Regions from separate parts of the Homo sapiens genome. Here region 2 is linked to region 1. The links are chromatin loops, found by intact Hi-C in ENCODE. Cell type or tissue: Caco-2. All regions are shown on one strand. Each heading gives the region's core, and the rest is flanking DNA. Links, peaks and the distances in the headings are about the cores only.

The links. Peaks named below come from ENCODE experiments on the same cell type or tissue, not always from the same donor. Only the 100,000 strongest peaks of a DNase experiment are listed, where the experiment ranks them.
Region 2: it touches region 1 in a loop (7-fold over the local background); 25 of 110 quality-filtered maps call a loop at or near these places.

What each region holds. Positions count from the first base shown.
Region 1 is chr4:48,543,095-48,551,581 of GRCh38, forward strand. It overlaps FRYL (FRY like transcription coactivator), which reads right to left. Exons shown (of 64, transcript NM_015030.2): 37 at 8,400-8,484; 38 at 7,498-7,610; 39 at 6,379-6,529; 40 at 5,596-5,699; 41 at 4,490-4,675; 42 at 2,973-3,177; 43 at 1,689-1,810; 44 at 713-903. Among named protein-coding and RNA genes, the nearest start is that of ZAR1, 57 kb to the left of the region's middle. In Caco-2, for the core only: a CTCF peak has its summit at 3,421 (motif pointing left); a DNase peak (open chromatin) is centred at 3,407.
Region 2 is chr4:48,444,539-48,453,025 of GRCh38, forward strand. No RefSeq gene overlaps it. Among named protein-coding and RNA genes, the nearest start is that of SLC10A4, 35 kb to the right of the region's middle. In Caco-2, for the core only: CTCF peaks have their summits at 1,308 (motif pointing right) and 1,513; a DNase peak (open chromatin) is centred at 4,813.

The sequences.
Region 1 (8,487 bases), core at 407-8,406:
CTTCTGCCTCAGGACCTTTGCACCTGTTAGTCCTATTTTCCTATGCCTGAAATATTCTTCCCCAGATCATAAACAGAACCTACTTCATTTCAGTATCTCTTCAAAAATCACCTTCTCAGATGGATTATCATATGTAAAACAATTCCTTCTCCTTTAATCTTATTATCTTATTATATTCACAGCATTATCAGTAGGATAAATTATGTTATGTATAATTGGAAGACTAAAGGTTTGTTTCCCTCAATAGAATATGAGCTCTAGAATGTTAGGAACTTTGTCTCATTGATCACTGTATCCCTGATATTTATAACAGCGTTAATAAAGTCATTCATCTGTACAAACTGAAGTTCTCTAGTGCAACAGTTCATTTATCTTAAAGCATAAAATTCAATGCTCCACTTTACATTTAAATTTAACTTCCTATCTTTTTTACCTTGTGATCATCCCAGGTTAAGATCTTGGGGGTGGGGTGTTGTGTGAGTGGGCGAGTGTAAAGCTTTTTCTGATAGGCACTAGAATAGTTGATTTAATTAGTAGGTTATTTGATATTAATTACAAAACTAACTTTGTCTCTTAATTCTTTGCCTGCTCAACATCTGACTATAATTCTAGATGCCCATTATCTTGCTCTAGCTATAGCAATCTATATGGACAATAAATCCTTGACAACTAGTAGCTGCTCAATAACTGCTGAAAGAATATAAGGAAATACCTGTGCATCTTCTCCTGGATCCCCTACAGTTTCTACAAGTCTGGAGAGAACATCAGAAAGTGTAGTTGCAGTGAGAGGCTGCTTTAGGGCCCTGAAAATCTGAAAGGATCTCCCAGCATAGTGTCGAGAAGAACAGGAAAGTGCTGTTTGCAGAGCAACTTCACTAAGATGATGTTCCAGATGAATTCCTTCTGTGAATGCAAAGGAAACGAGTAGGTTGTTCTTGTTCTTTAGAATACTAATGGGGTTATAATCAGAAGTGAATCATCTTAAAGCTAGCAGCTAGCACACTTCCTGGCTCTCACATTTTATAAGTCAATGCTTTTTCTTTGCTTAAACTCCATTTGCATTTTAGATGACCCTTTAATCTTTACGGAAGCAATCCTTCAGACCAGGGTTTCTCAACCTTGGCACTACTGACCTTATAAGCCAGAAAATTCTTTGCTGGAAGGGCTGCCCTGAGCAGGGTATGATGTTTAGCAGTGTCTCTGGCCTCAACCCACCAGATACCAGTAGTAACCCCTTGCCCCCAACCCATAACGGTGACACTGTCTCTAGACATTGCCAAATGTCCCCTAGTTGAGAACCACTGCTCTAGACATATACAATTTGACTATGATTTTCAGAATGTGTTGAATTTTAGATTACTGAAGACTATACCAGCACAATTTTTTTTAAGTTTCCAATTTCTATATACGTCCGTTTAATGTATTTTTTCATAATACGCAATTGTATTGTAATTTTATGATGCCATCAAACACAAAACTAAGGAGCCTAGCATTTCATAGATAGCACTCATTTTTAAGTAGTAACTTAATTTTTCTTCAGTGAAAACAGATCTGTTATCATTAATAAATTAAAAGTCTAAAACTTTTAGAGGTATCACAATATCAACTATTAACTTTTTGCTAAGCATTATCAGAAATTGACATCACATTAAAATGTCACTAAAACTAAAATATTTCTTAAAAGATACCTGAGCTTGACTGCTTAAAAACAGAAACCACATGTTTCAAAAATGTAGTTAACTGTTCAGCACTCTTTATGCTAGGATTCTTGGCAGAAACATCCTCATGGTTCCAAAGGGGCCCTCTTTTTCTGAAAACAGAGAACAGATGTAATTTCCTTGGATTTTCACTTGTGATTAACAGTTGTACTCACACTTGCCTAAATTACACCTTTACAATTAGAAAGGATGGTAGTTGAATAAATAGGTCACAGTCTACTACTACTTAGGCACATGAATATGTAATGATCTACAGCAAGGAGAGAAAGATCTCATTTCAGTGTCTAGCAACAGACCAGTCAAATTCTCTCAGACGTAGTAGAAAAAGATGCCAAATTTTGCCAAGTGTGAAGCATATTGGTTACTGCTTATGTGTTCCAGGTCAAAATATAATCTGTATTTAGATTGTAATGCAAAGAAAATAATTTGCTGGTGAAATGCAATGAGAATAATTTACTAGCTAAAACTACAGGGAAAGTTTAGGACAGAGTAATGTCCTCTTGATTCTTTCTTCAAAACGTCTTTGTGTTCTTGGCCACCACCTCAGTTAAGCTCTTTATTAACACAGGCCCAAAGTGCCCTGAGAACCTGCTACGCACTGCTTCTGGTTCCTTCCACCTCTAATGCATCCTACACGCTGTTATGGGGCTGATTTTCTCCACATACTTATTAAATGATGCCTCCCACCCTCCTCCCAGCTTAATGATTTTCAATATAATCTACAACCTTATGGCCTGGGCTTCATGGCCCGCCAGTTTGAACTCTCCCAAGCTTTCCATAATTGTCTAGAACAACTCTCTTTTCTCTGCATTACAGTCAGAGTGGATTCCTCACCATTTCCAAACACATGGTTTTCTTGTGCTCCTGTGATTTTGTTCTTGCAATGGAATACCATGCCCTTTCTCCCCACCTATATTCCCTCTCTACTTATTGTGTCTTGCAAAGAGTAGACCATAAATAAATATTTGATGACTGAATGATAATGTAGCTAATAAAAGTGAAATATATATTCAGATAATACTCATTCTCTTTGGCCATTAAATAGCCAGATATGATTAAAGTCCTGAGGTATAACTGCACTGGCACAAAAGAGTCTTTGATTGCATCCTAATTTTCAAAATACTGTGCAATACAAACCTGTGTATTTCACATCAATGGTATTTCAGACAACAAAAATATGGCTCATAATACCTGATCAATGAAAGAATGACTTAACACATACACTGCTGGGATGATAAGAGCTGCCAGTGTTACCTTGAGGTAATGAATTCCATGAGGGTTTTGACTTTTCCATCCTGCTCCACTGAGATGTCAACCTCATTGAGGATAGTGGTGTGCAGATGTGAAATGGCAGCACTGTTATTTCCTAAGCTGATACTAGAAGAGGTAGAACTTGAGCTAAGCCCTGAGTCAGTCATAGGGGAGGGCTGGTAATCAGGTATAAAATCGTTAATGCCTGCTGAAAGAGAAAGATCGTCATGAATACCTAAAACATGAAAGAATCTCACAAAATACCTATAGAATTAAACTGTTGTTCCTTAGACTCTATGGGACACATGAGGCAATCTGTCAGTGCAAGGTGATGTGAATCAGTGCTCCTGCTGATCCTCATGAACACCAAATTACAGCAAGTAAGTTTTGGGGCAAACATTGTTTCACAGCTTGAAAACTTAGCAATTTGGATGTACTATGCAGTCCTCTGCCGCCATCTGCTGAAGAAACTTGCAAGTGGCAGTTTCCTAATATTCTGGCATATTTTGTCAACATCGCTTGTCAGTCACATTTCTATAATATGAACTGATTTTTAACTTTTTATAGAAAATTTTCTATAATTTTTGATCCATTTCCATTGCAGAAAGGCTCATCTATCTGAAATACACATAGTGCATCAATCATTTTTTAAAAAACTGTTAAAGGTTATTACTAATGCCCATATTTACAAATTGGTAAGAGAAGCCTTAAAAACAAACAAGCTATGGAATTTTGAATAATGGTGCCTTAATATAAAAAGGCAGTAAACTTCATTCCATTTTTCTTTTAATCATAGTTTTAAAAGGCTAATAAGTTTCCTAATAATTGTTTCCTAACTATAGGATTTTAAATAAATAACAGGGTTTTAACTAACTTTAAAATTGATGAACCCTGTATCTGACACTGTATGATTAGAAAAAAAAAAGGTAATTTTATTGCAATTTTGAAAAAAAAGTTTCTAGATCACTTGTTATTAGCCTGATGGTACTGATGAATGAAAGAAATGTTAGTTATAGGATATAAGAAAATATACCTTAAAAGTAAAAAACAAAAATTAACATTGACAGTGAAATAAACCATATTAAGTCTCATTAACTTGGACTTCACTACTTCAAAATGTATGTTTTTAATGCAGTAAATATAATCACGAGAATAACAAAATTTAAAATGCCTTACTTTATCAGTTTTCAGATCCTGCAAATAAGAGGAATCTAATACAAGCTCAACATCTTTTTCGTAATTCGTCCTCAATAAATTAAGCAGTTTCATTATGTCTTCAACTTACATATTCCTAAGTTAAATCTCGATAAAGATCGTTCGAGGTAATGCAGACTCAAATATTTTAAATTTAATCCCTTCTTTTATTAGCAAATAATTTAAATGGTACTTAAAATAATACAACTACATTTTTAAAATGTTCTCTAGTATTTCAACTTTTATTCAGTTGACTTTCTCTAATGCAGGATTCCAAATTAATAAAGTATAATTCTACTTTCAAATTGTACATTTAAAGCAAATACCTGTGAAATTATAATCTAAGTGTGCAACTTGTTTGACTGTAAGCACCCTGGGCTCATTAAACTCCTTGTTCCTGAGAAGGACAGAAGCAACAGTTCGGATGTTACTATTGGGTCCCATTACTATTAATAAGTGCAGAAGCAGGCGTTTACAATGTTCATACACCTCAGGGTGGCAGTGGTCAAACCCTAAAAAGGATAGTAGAGAAACATTATCAATAAAGAGAAATAATGAGTATTCTTACTACCAAACTCACATTTTGAAGAAAAGGAGAAATTATATGAAAGATTTCATGGAAGGTGACATATTATATGGTTTTTTATTGCCCTAGAGTTCTTATATACTTTTACAATAGCCTACTGTCTTATAGTACTAGGGAGACTCAAGGTAAGCTAAATGTGTTTCATGTCTAAAATTTAGTGATCTCTTAAAAATTATTTCTGTTACATAACATAAAAAAATTCATGGAAATGAATTTTTTTTTTTAAAGGCAGGGTTTTTTGTGTGCTTAGCACATAACAGAAAGTACATGATTAACTGAAGGAATGATGTAATACACCAACATTAAGTGTGCCCATCAGGAAAACTTATAAGGAGATGGCTATCTGGACTTGCTTCAGGAAGCCAATCCTATAAGCATCAAATGTATTATAGATATGGTAGATCCCACATGTTTGCTACAGAAGGCACGATGGAGTTTCAGGTATAATAATGAGGCTATCCAACAACCCAGTTCTTTTGGGAAATACTTAGAACCTATCTCAACTTTTCATTCACTCTGAAAGTTTCCAATCCCAGAGTTAAGTTAATTTGACTCTTGCCACAGCCACAGAATTTTTCCTTGGTATAGTATATGTGTGTTTGTGTGTGGGCAGGCGAGGCCATAAGATAGGAATAGGAATGGGGGTAATAGACATGTTTGTTTGTGGTTAGAAGAGGGGCCAGACATAACTCCCCAAGAGACCAGAGGAATCATAGTGAAAAGTGTCATGGAAATAACATAAAAATAACAGGAAACAGAAACACATAAAAACTGTCATAAAACCATACTGCTTTTAAATTATCATAAAAATATAACATGAAAGAATTAGAACCAAATATTTATTACCTATAAAAATTGCATGAAGAAGAAGATGGAGGTAGCTTCCCCATTCCACCTTCACACTATGATCAATGATGAGATCAGTCAAAAGGATCACTGCTATGTTACACCTATGACAAATAAGAGTTTCATTAACGTTTTACTAGATCTCAGTAAACCTAGAGAGAATTTGGTACAAAATTACTTGAAGACTTTAATATCACATTTCATGGAAAAATACAACTTATCAAGGAAAAAGGAGGAAAAACAAATACAGCTGAAGAAAACGTTAACCATTAAGTTAAAGAGATGGAACAGAACATAAGGGCTAAGGGTTCCTTGAACTCAGGAGCCACATTTTCTTCATCTTTCAACCTTGAGACTTAGCACACTGCTTGCCACAGTAGGTGTTCAATACATGTTTGGTGCATTAATACATTTTGAAAGAATGCAGTAATTGCTCTATTGTGATTTTGCTAAGTAGAATTCAATTTAACTCGATGCAAAATAATAGTGCCTACCATAGGAAAGTCATATTTTTCAGATGTAGTAACTGGGTCCCAGAAAGGTCAAGTAACTATGCCAGACACCCAGAAAAGCAGCAGCAGAATTAGATTTAATAATATTAATTTTATAAAGTTAGAATTCTGAGTTTTTTAGATTTCTTAGAATCTAAACACATTGATCTGTGTTGCAGTATCTCCATAAAGAAGATTGCTTTCATTCTGTGTTGTCAGATAGCACAAAGAAAGCCGACAGTGTTCAGCAGCAACTTGGTGCATATGTAAAAGGAATGACGCTGTAGTCCACCTGTGAAGAGGTAATCCAGGTGATGACGTTTCAGGCACGTAATCCACCAGTGGTGACCAGCAGCCTCCAGCTGGTGGGAAGGGCAGTGGCTCTCCTTGGTTATGCTCCATCACTTTCAGTCGCCAATTAGAATAAAGTGGCATTGAATCACCTATCAAGATAAAATGATCTCATTTTCTACACCATCTAATTTCTGCCAATATAAGCAAACTCTAGTAAGATCCCAACTATTTATATAGTATTGGAAAGTGATAAAAAAAATTTCCCACTATTTCAACATGTTTGCTAGGAAAATCTAGGCACAAATATTATCAAATTAAGCAAACCAGGGAGAGGGAGAGAGAGAAAGAGATTAATTTAGGTTCCACCCTGTACGTCAAAGCAAAACTATATTAGCACTTCATCATGATTCCATCAATGATGTCCAAGCCAGGAGATCACATTATTGGTGAAGCTGCCTTGTAACAAAGGGCCTTCTGGTAAGTTATTCAGTTCTAAATATCCTGAGATAGGGCCAACACAGCTCCATCTTGAAAGGAACTCTGCTCTACCACAGTGGGGCTGCGGGGTGCAATAAAAAATGTCAGGAAATGTGAATTCTGTGTGACGTGGGTAAGTCACTTAACCTCTCTGGACCTCAGTTCCATCATGTGCAAAATGAGGAGATTGGACCAGATCATCTTCAGTGTCCCTTCCCAGTCTGAAAGCCTGTGCTTCTATGATACCCTGCCTTAACGTTATAGTGAAACTTGGGTAGATTATTCACTTTGCAATTGCCAAGGGAGAATCTTTTAAGGAAAAAGTGAATCCATGCAGAAGGAGCAATCCTGCTAAAAAAAATCAGCCTGTTTCCAGTATTTGTTCTATGATGCTTCCTGAGAACCAGTTCTTATGTTCCTTGTGATTTATCTATAGGAAACCAGTGCTTTAAAAAAAATTTCACCCAATTACGTTGCTTCTTAAAATCAAGATGTTTCAGATTATGTTGGAACACCACTAGTGGCAGTTAAATACGCTTTTTAAAAACAATTTACTGAAAATATATATTTATTAACATTAATGTAATTAACAATACACCTCACCCTTATAGTTATATTAAAAACATTTGGAATTTATTACTTTTTTCTTCTTCATAAGATCCTCCAGAGCTGCTACTGTATCGGGATTCTAGTCTGTGATGTTGCCGATTCAAATGACTGTTTAGTCCACTGTAAATGTCCAGGTGCACATAGCTATGGGAATGATCACTGAAGTTAGTCACAGTTCACGGTGCAATGGTATTTATACTTTATGTTTCACTTTCTCTGTTTAAAAAAGGAGGACGGACGCCATGGTTCAAGCCTGTAATCCCAGCACTTTGGGAGGCCAAGGCAGGAGGATCATGAGGTCAGGAGATCGAGACCATCCTGGCCAACATGGTGAAACCCCGTGTCTACTAAAATACCAAAAATTAGCCGAGCGTGGTGACGTGTGCCTGTAGTCCCAGCTACTCCGGAGGCTGAGGCAGGAGAATTGCTTGAACCTGGGAGGCAGAGGTTGAGCTGAGATTGCACCACTGCACTCCAGTCTGGCAACAGAGCGAGACTCCATCTCAATAAAAAAAAAAAAAGGACACAGTACACAAAATACTAACAAAAGTTTACTATGACGTACATTAATTTCCACCTTATAATCCAAAAGCTTAAACTTTTAATCAATTATTTCTACCTAAAATAATATTCTGGCATACAAAACAGGTGGAGTAAATACCATTTATATAGGTCTAAAACTTTAAGCAATACAAAAAGTGACTTACCATATACCACCTATTTATACATTAGAGCATATAAAAAAATCTAGCAGGCTAGCATCTTTAATGTTGAAACTCTCAATGTGGAAAGTTTCCAGCATGGAAATATATTTTTTTCACTCGAATTTTAACACAGCAACATCCACATTTCAATGCAGAAAATATCATTTATTCTGATGACAACCAGTATCTGTCAAACTGAAAGGCTAATACAGAACAGAGAAGTACTTACCTCTCTTCAATATTCTCTTTAATGGGCTTATTATCAGGATTGCCATCTGTGGGAGCTACCATTGTATTGCTACTGGAAGTAGTTCCTG
Region 2 (8,487 bases), core at 421-8,420, 99 kb before region 1:
TTCCAATTCTGTGAAGAAAGTCATTGGTGGCTTGATGGGGATGGCATTGAATCTATAAATTACCTTGGGCAGTATGGCCATTTTCATGATATTGATTCTTCCTACCCATGAGCATGGAATGTTCTTCCATTTCTTTGTATCCTCTTTTATTTCATTGAGCAGTGGTTTGTAGTTCTCCCTGAAGAGGTCCTTCACATCCCTTGTAAGTTGGATTCCTAGGTATTTTATTCTCTTTGAAGCAATTGTGAATGGGAGTTCACTCATGATTTGGCTCTCTGTTTGTCTGTTATTGGTGTATAAGAATGCTTGTGATTTTTGCACATTGATTTTGTATCCTGAGACTTTGCTGAAGTTGCCTATCAGCTTAAGGAGATTTTGGGCTGAGACGATGGGGTTTTCTAGATACACAATCATGTCATCTGCAAACAGGGACAATTTGACTTCCTCTTTTCCTAATTGAATACCTTTTATTTCCTTCTCCTGCCTGATTGCCCTGGGCAGAACTCCAACAACCTAAACCAGGAAGAAGTTGAATCTCTGAATAGACCAATAACAGGCTCCGAAATTGAGGCAATAATTAATAGCTTACCAACCAAAAAAAGTCCAGGACCAGATGGATTCACAGCCGAATTCTACCAGAGGTACAAGGAGGAGCTGGTACCATTCCTTCTGAAACTATTCCAATCAATAGAAAAAGAGGGAATCCTCCCTAAGTCATTTTATGAGGCCAGCATCATCCTGATACCAAAGCCTGGCAGAGACACAACAAAAAAAGAGAATTTTAGACCAATATTCCTCATGAACATCGATGCAAAAATCTTCAATAAAATACTGGCAAACCGAATCCAGCAGCACATCACAAAGCTTATCCACCATGATCAAGTGGGCTTCATCCTTGGGATGCAAGGCTGGTTCAACATATGCAAATCAATAAATGTAATCCAGCATATAAACAGAACCAATGACAAAAACCATATGGTTATCTCAATAGATTCAGAAAAGGCCTTTGACAAAATTCAACAACGCTTCATGCTAAAAACTCTTAATAAATTAGGTATTGATAGGACGTATCTCAAAATAATAAGAGCTATCTATGACAAACCCACAGCCAATATCATACTGAATGGGCAAAAACTGGAAGCATTCCCTTTGAAAACTGGCACAAGACAGGGATGCCCTCTCTCACCACTCCTATTCAAAAAAATTTTTTTAAATCGAAGATTTGTTCTTCAGCGTTAGCACAACGTTGGAAAGTCAAAGTGCTATTATTTATCTAAACACTAGGGGGAGATCTTGATTTCTCTTGGAGTGTTTTATTTATTATTTTATTTTTACCTTTTTTTATTTTAATTTTTAATTTTTTAATTTTTGTGGGCATGTAGTAGGTGTATATATTTCTGGGGCACATTAAATACTTTGATACAGGGATGCAATGTGTAGTAATCATAATAAATGGGATATCCCCTCAAGCACTTATCCTTTGTGTTACAATCCAATTATACTCTTAGTTATTTTTAAATGTACAATTAAATTATTATTGATTATAGTCACCCTGTTGTGCTATCAATTCTAGGTCTTATTCACTTTTTTTTTTTTTACTTTTGAGACAGTCTCGCTCTGTCGCCCAGGCCATAGAGCAGTAGGGCAATGTCGGCTCACTGCAACCTCCACCTCCCAGGTTCAAGTGATTCTCCTGCCTCAGCCTCCCTGTAACTGGGACTACAAGTGCATGCCACCATGCCCAGCTAATTTTTGTATTTTTAGTAGAGACGGGGTTTCACTATGTTGGCCAGGATGGTCTCAAACTCCTGACCTCAAGTGATCCACCTTCTTTGGCCTCCCAAAGTGCTGGGATTACAGGCGTGAGCCACCGCACTTGGCCCTTATTCACTATTTCTAACTACTTTTTGTACCCATTAACCATCCCCACATCCCCCTCTCCCACCCCCACTACCCTTCCCAGCACCAGCTTTTTCAGCCCTTCCAGGTGAGCTCTTTGAAGTTTGTTTTTTAACTCTAAGGTCTTGAAAAGCTCAACCAGTCCTGTATGCTGATTTCATATCTTCCTAAGGAATCCTTGGGTGCCACTTCATTTTCTGAGCCCAGCATTTTGTTCATGCCTCTCCTTCAGCCCTTGTTCTGCACCATAATTACGTGCTCATCTTTTGCATTAGACTATGAGCACTAAAAGAATTCATGTATTCTCATCTTTTTGTTTCTTATGCCCAGCATAGAGCATGACCTATAATAGATGATCATAAATGTTGATAGAATGATTCACTGTTCCAATGTCTTCTACAGAAGTCTTTTGCATTAGTCCAGTGCTTAAAGCATATTCACACTAGCATAGTTCAACCAAATATTCTTAAGAGCAATAAAAAACAAGTGAAAAACCATATAAAGGCCTACTCCACCCACACTGAGTTATCAGTTTTTTTTTTATGAAGTCAGAAATACCATAATCATGAGCTTAGACTTAAAATTAACTTTAATTGGGATATAATTCATATACCATAAAATTTATCTTTTGAAAGTATCCAACTCAGAGGTTTGTAGTGTATTCACAAGGTTGTGCAACCATCGTGACTACCTAATTCCAGAACATTTTCATCACCCCCAAAAGAAACCCATACTCAATAGGAGTCACTCCCCAATTTCCCCTCCCCCCAGCTCTGGCAATCACTAATCTGCTTTCTGTCTCTATGAATTTGCCAATTCTAGACATTTCATATAAGTGGAACCATACAATATGTGACCTTCTGTGTCTGGCTTCTTTCACCTAACATAACATATTCCAGGTTCATCCATGTTGTAGCCTTTATCAGTGCTTTATTCATTTTTATGGCTGAATAATATTCCATGGTATGGATATGCCACATTTTGTTTATCCATTCATCAAGTGGATTGATTCCATTTGTTTGTTCATTTGTTTTAATCTTTTGTTTTAAGTTCAGGGGTACATATGAAGATTTGTTGTATTTGTAAACTTGTGTCATGGGGGTTTGTTGTACAGATTATTTCATCACTTATGTACCAGGCCTTGTACCCAGTAGTTATTTTTCCTGATCTACTTCCTCCTCCCATTCTTCACCCTCTAGTAGGCCCCAGTGTCTGTTGTTCCCCTCTTTGTGTCCATGTGTTCTCATCATTTAGCTCACACTTATACATGAGAACATGCGGTATTTGGTTTTCTGTTCCTGCGTTCTTTTGCAAAGGATGATGGCCTCTAGCTCCATCCATGTTCCCACAAAAGACATGGTTTCGGTCATTTTTATGGCTTCACAGTATTCCATGGTATATAGGTACCACATTTTCTTTATCCAGTCTGTCATTGATGGGCATTTAGGTTGATTCCATGTCTTTGCTACTGTGAATAGTGCTACAACAAACATTCATGTGCTTGTGTCTTTATGGTAGAATGATTTCTATTCCTTTGGGTATATACCCAGAAATGGGATTGCTGGATGGAATGGTGGTTCTGTTTTTAGCTCTTTGAGGAATTGCCACACTGGTTTCCACAATGGTTGAACTAATTTACACTTGGAGTATTTTAAATCCTTCCCTCAGCTTGCTCTGAATTAAATTTGTTCTATTTTCAGTACAAGTGAATCAGTGTGAGATTTGCATATTTATCAAAATAAAAGGATATATGACAAGTAAATGTAATGCAGTGTCTTGGGCGTGATCCTGGAACAGAAAAAGAACATTAGATAAAAATTAAGGAAATCTGAATCAACTGTGAAATTTAGTTGATAAAAGTATATCAACGTTGGTTCATTAGTTGAGACAAACATAGAATACTAATTCATGTAAGATGTTAACATTAGGGGAAAGTGAATATAGGGTATATGGGAACTCTCTGAACTATGGGAACTATCTTTGCAATTATTCTGTAAGTCTAAATTATTCCCAAATGAAATGTTTATTTAAAAAATATTTTTTCAAAAAATGAAACCAGAACCTAATTCCCATAAAAATACTTTGAAAAGACTATATTTGAAGAATAAGTTGACTATTAGGAGTTTGCTAAATGAGCTATAAATATCTGAAGATATAATTAAATAGGATTAGATAAACTAAAAATACTTAAATATAAAAATATGTGTTATTTGAACTTCTCCACCTCCTACCAAAGAACCCCTGTCAGCAGAGGAGGTGAAGGGGGAAGAGGCTCTGGGGACTGAGTCCAGGGAAGCCGGCTTCAAGTGCCAAGTGTTTGGCAAGTTTCTTGGGTCCTCATGGTAACTCACGTGTATAGGCTACCTTGAGGCTTGTCTTAGCCTGGCGTTCCATCTGGAAAAAACATAAAACTGATTCTAAAAAGCATTGAAAAGTGACAAAAGTCTGTTAATGTTTCTTAAGGAGCCATCACAGAGGTTTATGGGCCACAATACCTAACAAGAGTTCCCACAAATCCACTCAGACCTCTCTCACACTCTCATGTTCCCACTCCTCACAGGAACTCTCTCATTGCTCTGTTCCCTCTCAAATCCAAAACACGCTGTCCCTAGACTCATTGCTCTCTTCCCCTCTGCTGTCCTTTTCCTTACTCCCGCCTCTAGAATCCATTTGTTCCTCCCTCCAAGTGGCTCCACTCCACTTCTTTAGAGCCATGGTCCCTTCTTTGTGGTGGGAGGGATTACCGGTCTGTGGTTAGAGTGTCCATCCACCAAGACTCTGGTTCTCTTCCGCCTGAGCGTGAGGTAGGATTTAACATCCCTGGCCATTCTCTTCCTTCAGCCAATGGAACGTGAGCAGAAATGACATGTCATTTCTAGGCAGAAGGCTTCAGGGGCTGGTATGTGACTCCTGACCTTTCCTTCCCTCCGCAAACACTGTCATTCCAGGTGGTGGAGCCTCCCTCAGCGTGCTTTCCCTCAGCGTGCTCGCTTGAGTGAAAAAACGTGAAGCCCTCCATCCAACCACAGGGACATATAGAAGGAGAAAGGAAAATATCTTTGTGGTTTTAAGCCCCTGAGTTTTGGGGGTCGTTGCTGAATACAACATAACATAGTTCATCCTAACTATCATGGAGCCACCATACCTCCAAGCAACACATAGTCTAAAAAATGAGTTCCCTCATTTTACACGTGAAGAAACTGAACCACGGGGAGGTTGAGTCACTTGCCCAGTATCACCTAGCTACAAAATCGTGAAGCCAGGATTGAAATCCAGGAAGTCCGGCTCCAGAGCCTGTGCTTTAACACCGTCCCCTAAAGACTCCCAGAGAAGACCAAGAAAGCATGGGACCGTCCTCCCTGCCTTTCCTCCCCACTCTGGGGCCGACTGCTACTTCCATCTTCCTGGGTGGTTTCCTAGGCCTGCTAGGTAGATGTTGTCCTGAAACTTACCTGTGTTAGAACCTTTCCCTGGATCTGTGTTTTTTCTTTATTGGTTTACTCCCTTGTTTTGCTGAAGCTTCCTAAGTGGCTCATAGGAAAGGATGCATGAGAGGTAAACTTTTGAAGCCTTCCTTGAAAGTTTAAGATTACATTATATTTTTAAATTATACATAAATATTATATATTTATTATAAATATAAATGTATAAATATATACAAATTTGTTATATATTAATTATAATTAATATAACATATATTTATATATTAATATGTTATATATTTATTATATATTAATATGTAATTAATATATAATTAATATATTAAATAATATAGTAAATATATATTTATATATTAAATATAGCAAATATATAATGATTTATACTTATATTAAAATATTAAATACACAATTATGTATGAGTGTATTAGTCAGGTAATAATTTTTTTATATTTACTTATTATATTATAATAAATATGTTTATTATAATATAAATATATTACCTGACTAATACACACTTCATAATTGATAGTTCAGAGGATATATTTATATATAATAAAAATATATAAATAAAATATATATTCATGTACTATATAATATACAATGTTTTATTTATATATAATATAAATACATAAAATATGATATATGATAGTTACAATAAATTTATAAGTATATATTTATAATATAAATTATATATAACATATTTATAATATAAATATATATTATATAACAGATTTATAATATAATAAATTTATTATAACTACAATATAAATTTATAAATATATAAAATGTATATAAATATTATATTTTAAACTTCCTTGAAAGTTTAAAAATATTAACCATTGTGATGGTTAATTTTATGTGGCAACTTGGCTGGGCCGCAGAGCCCAGATATGTGTCAAAAATTATTCTGAATATTTCTGCGAGGATGTTGGGATGAGATTAACATTTACATAGATGAATTTTGAGCAAAGCAGGTTGCCCTTCATAGTGTGGGTGGACCTCATCCAATCATTTCAAGGCCTGGATAGAACAAGACTGGCCTGCCCTGAGCAAAAGGGAATTCGGTCAGTGGATGCCTTTCACACCTGAACTGCAGCATTAGCTCTTCCCTGGGTCTCCAGTCTACAGGCCAACCCTGCAGATTTTGGACATGCTGGCCTCCTTAATTGTGTGAGACAGTTCCTTAAATCTCATAGATATTTATACATGCATCCTGTTGGTTCTGTTTCTGTGGAGAACCTGACTCATACATAATTCATATAAGTGACGGTTCAGAGGATACAGTATTCTCTCCCAAAAATAATAGCTCCTCAGAATGTTGAGGGTATTACCCCATGGTCTTCAAATATTTTAGGTTGGTACTGAAAGTCTTTTTGTCATTCTATTACTGTTGCTTTGAATGCGGCTCTTTGCCCACTCTTTCTGGGGAAATGAAAAGGATTTTTGTGTGTGTGTCTCAAGTGTTTTGATATTTCATCATTTTACACACGCACACACACACACACACACACACATTTGTTGTTGTTGTTAAGGTCTTTTTTAAAATGTGCTGTTCTGGAAATACCATTCTGGATATGAGCCCTGGCAAAGATTTCATGACAAAGACTGTAAAAGTAATTGCAACAAAAACAAAAATTGACACGTGAGACCTAGTTAAACTAAAGAGTTTCTGCCCAGTAAAAGAAACTATCAGCAGAGTAAAGAGACAACCTACAGAATGGGAGAAAATATTTTCAAACTATGCATCTGAAAATGGTCTAATATCCAGAATCTATAAGGAACTTAAATAAATTATTAAACAAAAATAATCCCATTTAATAAACGGGCAAAGGACATGAACAGACACTTCTCAAAAGAAGACATACACACAGCCAACAAACATATGAAAAAAATGCTTAACATCACTAATCATTAGGGAAATGCAAATCAAAACCACAATGAGATACCACCTCCCACCAGTCAGAATGGCTATTATAAAAAGTCAAAAATTAACAGATGCTGGTAAGGTTGTGGAGAAAAGGGAACACACACTGCTGGTGGGAATGGAAACTAGTTCAGTCACTGTGGAAAGCATTTTAGAGATTTCTCAAAGAATGTAAAACAGAACTACCATTCGACCCAGCAATCCCATTGTGAGGTATGTACCCAAAGGAATATAAAGCGTTCTACCATAAAGATACATGCAGATCTATGTTCATCATGGGACTATTCACAAAAGCAAAGACATGGAATCAACCTAAGTGTCCATGAACAGATGACTAGATAAAGAAAATGTGGTATATATACACAGTGGAATACTATGCAGCCATAAAGGAGAATGAAATCATGTCCTTTGCAGCAATGTAAATGCAGCTGGAGGCCATTATCCTAAGCAAATTAACACAGAAACAGAAAACCAAATGCTACATGTTCTCTTGTATAAGTGAGGACTAAACATTGAGTACACATGGACACAAAGAAGGGAACAACGGATACTAGTTCTACTTGAGAGTGGAGGGTGGGAGGAGAGTAGTCTGTACACCAAACCTCCTGACCTGTAATTTAACCATGTAACAACCCTGCACATGTACCCTCTGTAAAATGAAAGATGGGAAAACAACAACAACAACAATAATAATAGTAATAATGATAGGGAAATAACCCAATTAAAAAATGGGACAAAGACCTTAACAGATACCTCACAAAAGAAGATACGCAGGTGTCAAATAAGTATATGAATATACATCCCATATCATATGTCACCAGGGAAATGCAAATTAAAACAATGAGATACCGCTACACACATGAGAAGGGCCAAGATGCAGAACACTGACAACATCAAATGCTGACAAAGGTGTGGAGTAACAGGAACTTTCATTCATTGCTGTTGGGAATGAAAAATGCTACAGCCATTTTGGAAGACAGTTTGGTAGCCACTTACAAAGCTAAACATACTCTTACCATATGATCCAGCAATTGGGCTTTTCAATATTTACTGAAATGTGTTGAAAACGTATCTACACACAAAAACCTGCACTTGGATGCTTATAGCAGCTTTATTCATAATTGCCAAAACTTGGAAGCAACCAAGATGTCCTTCTGTAGGTGAATGAACAAATATGCCCAGATAATGAAATATTATTCAGTGCTAAAAAGAAATGGGCTGTCA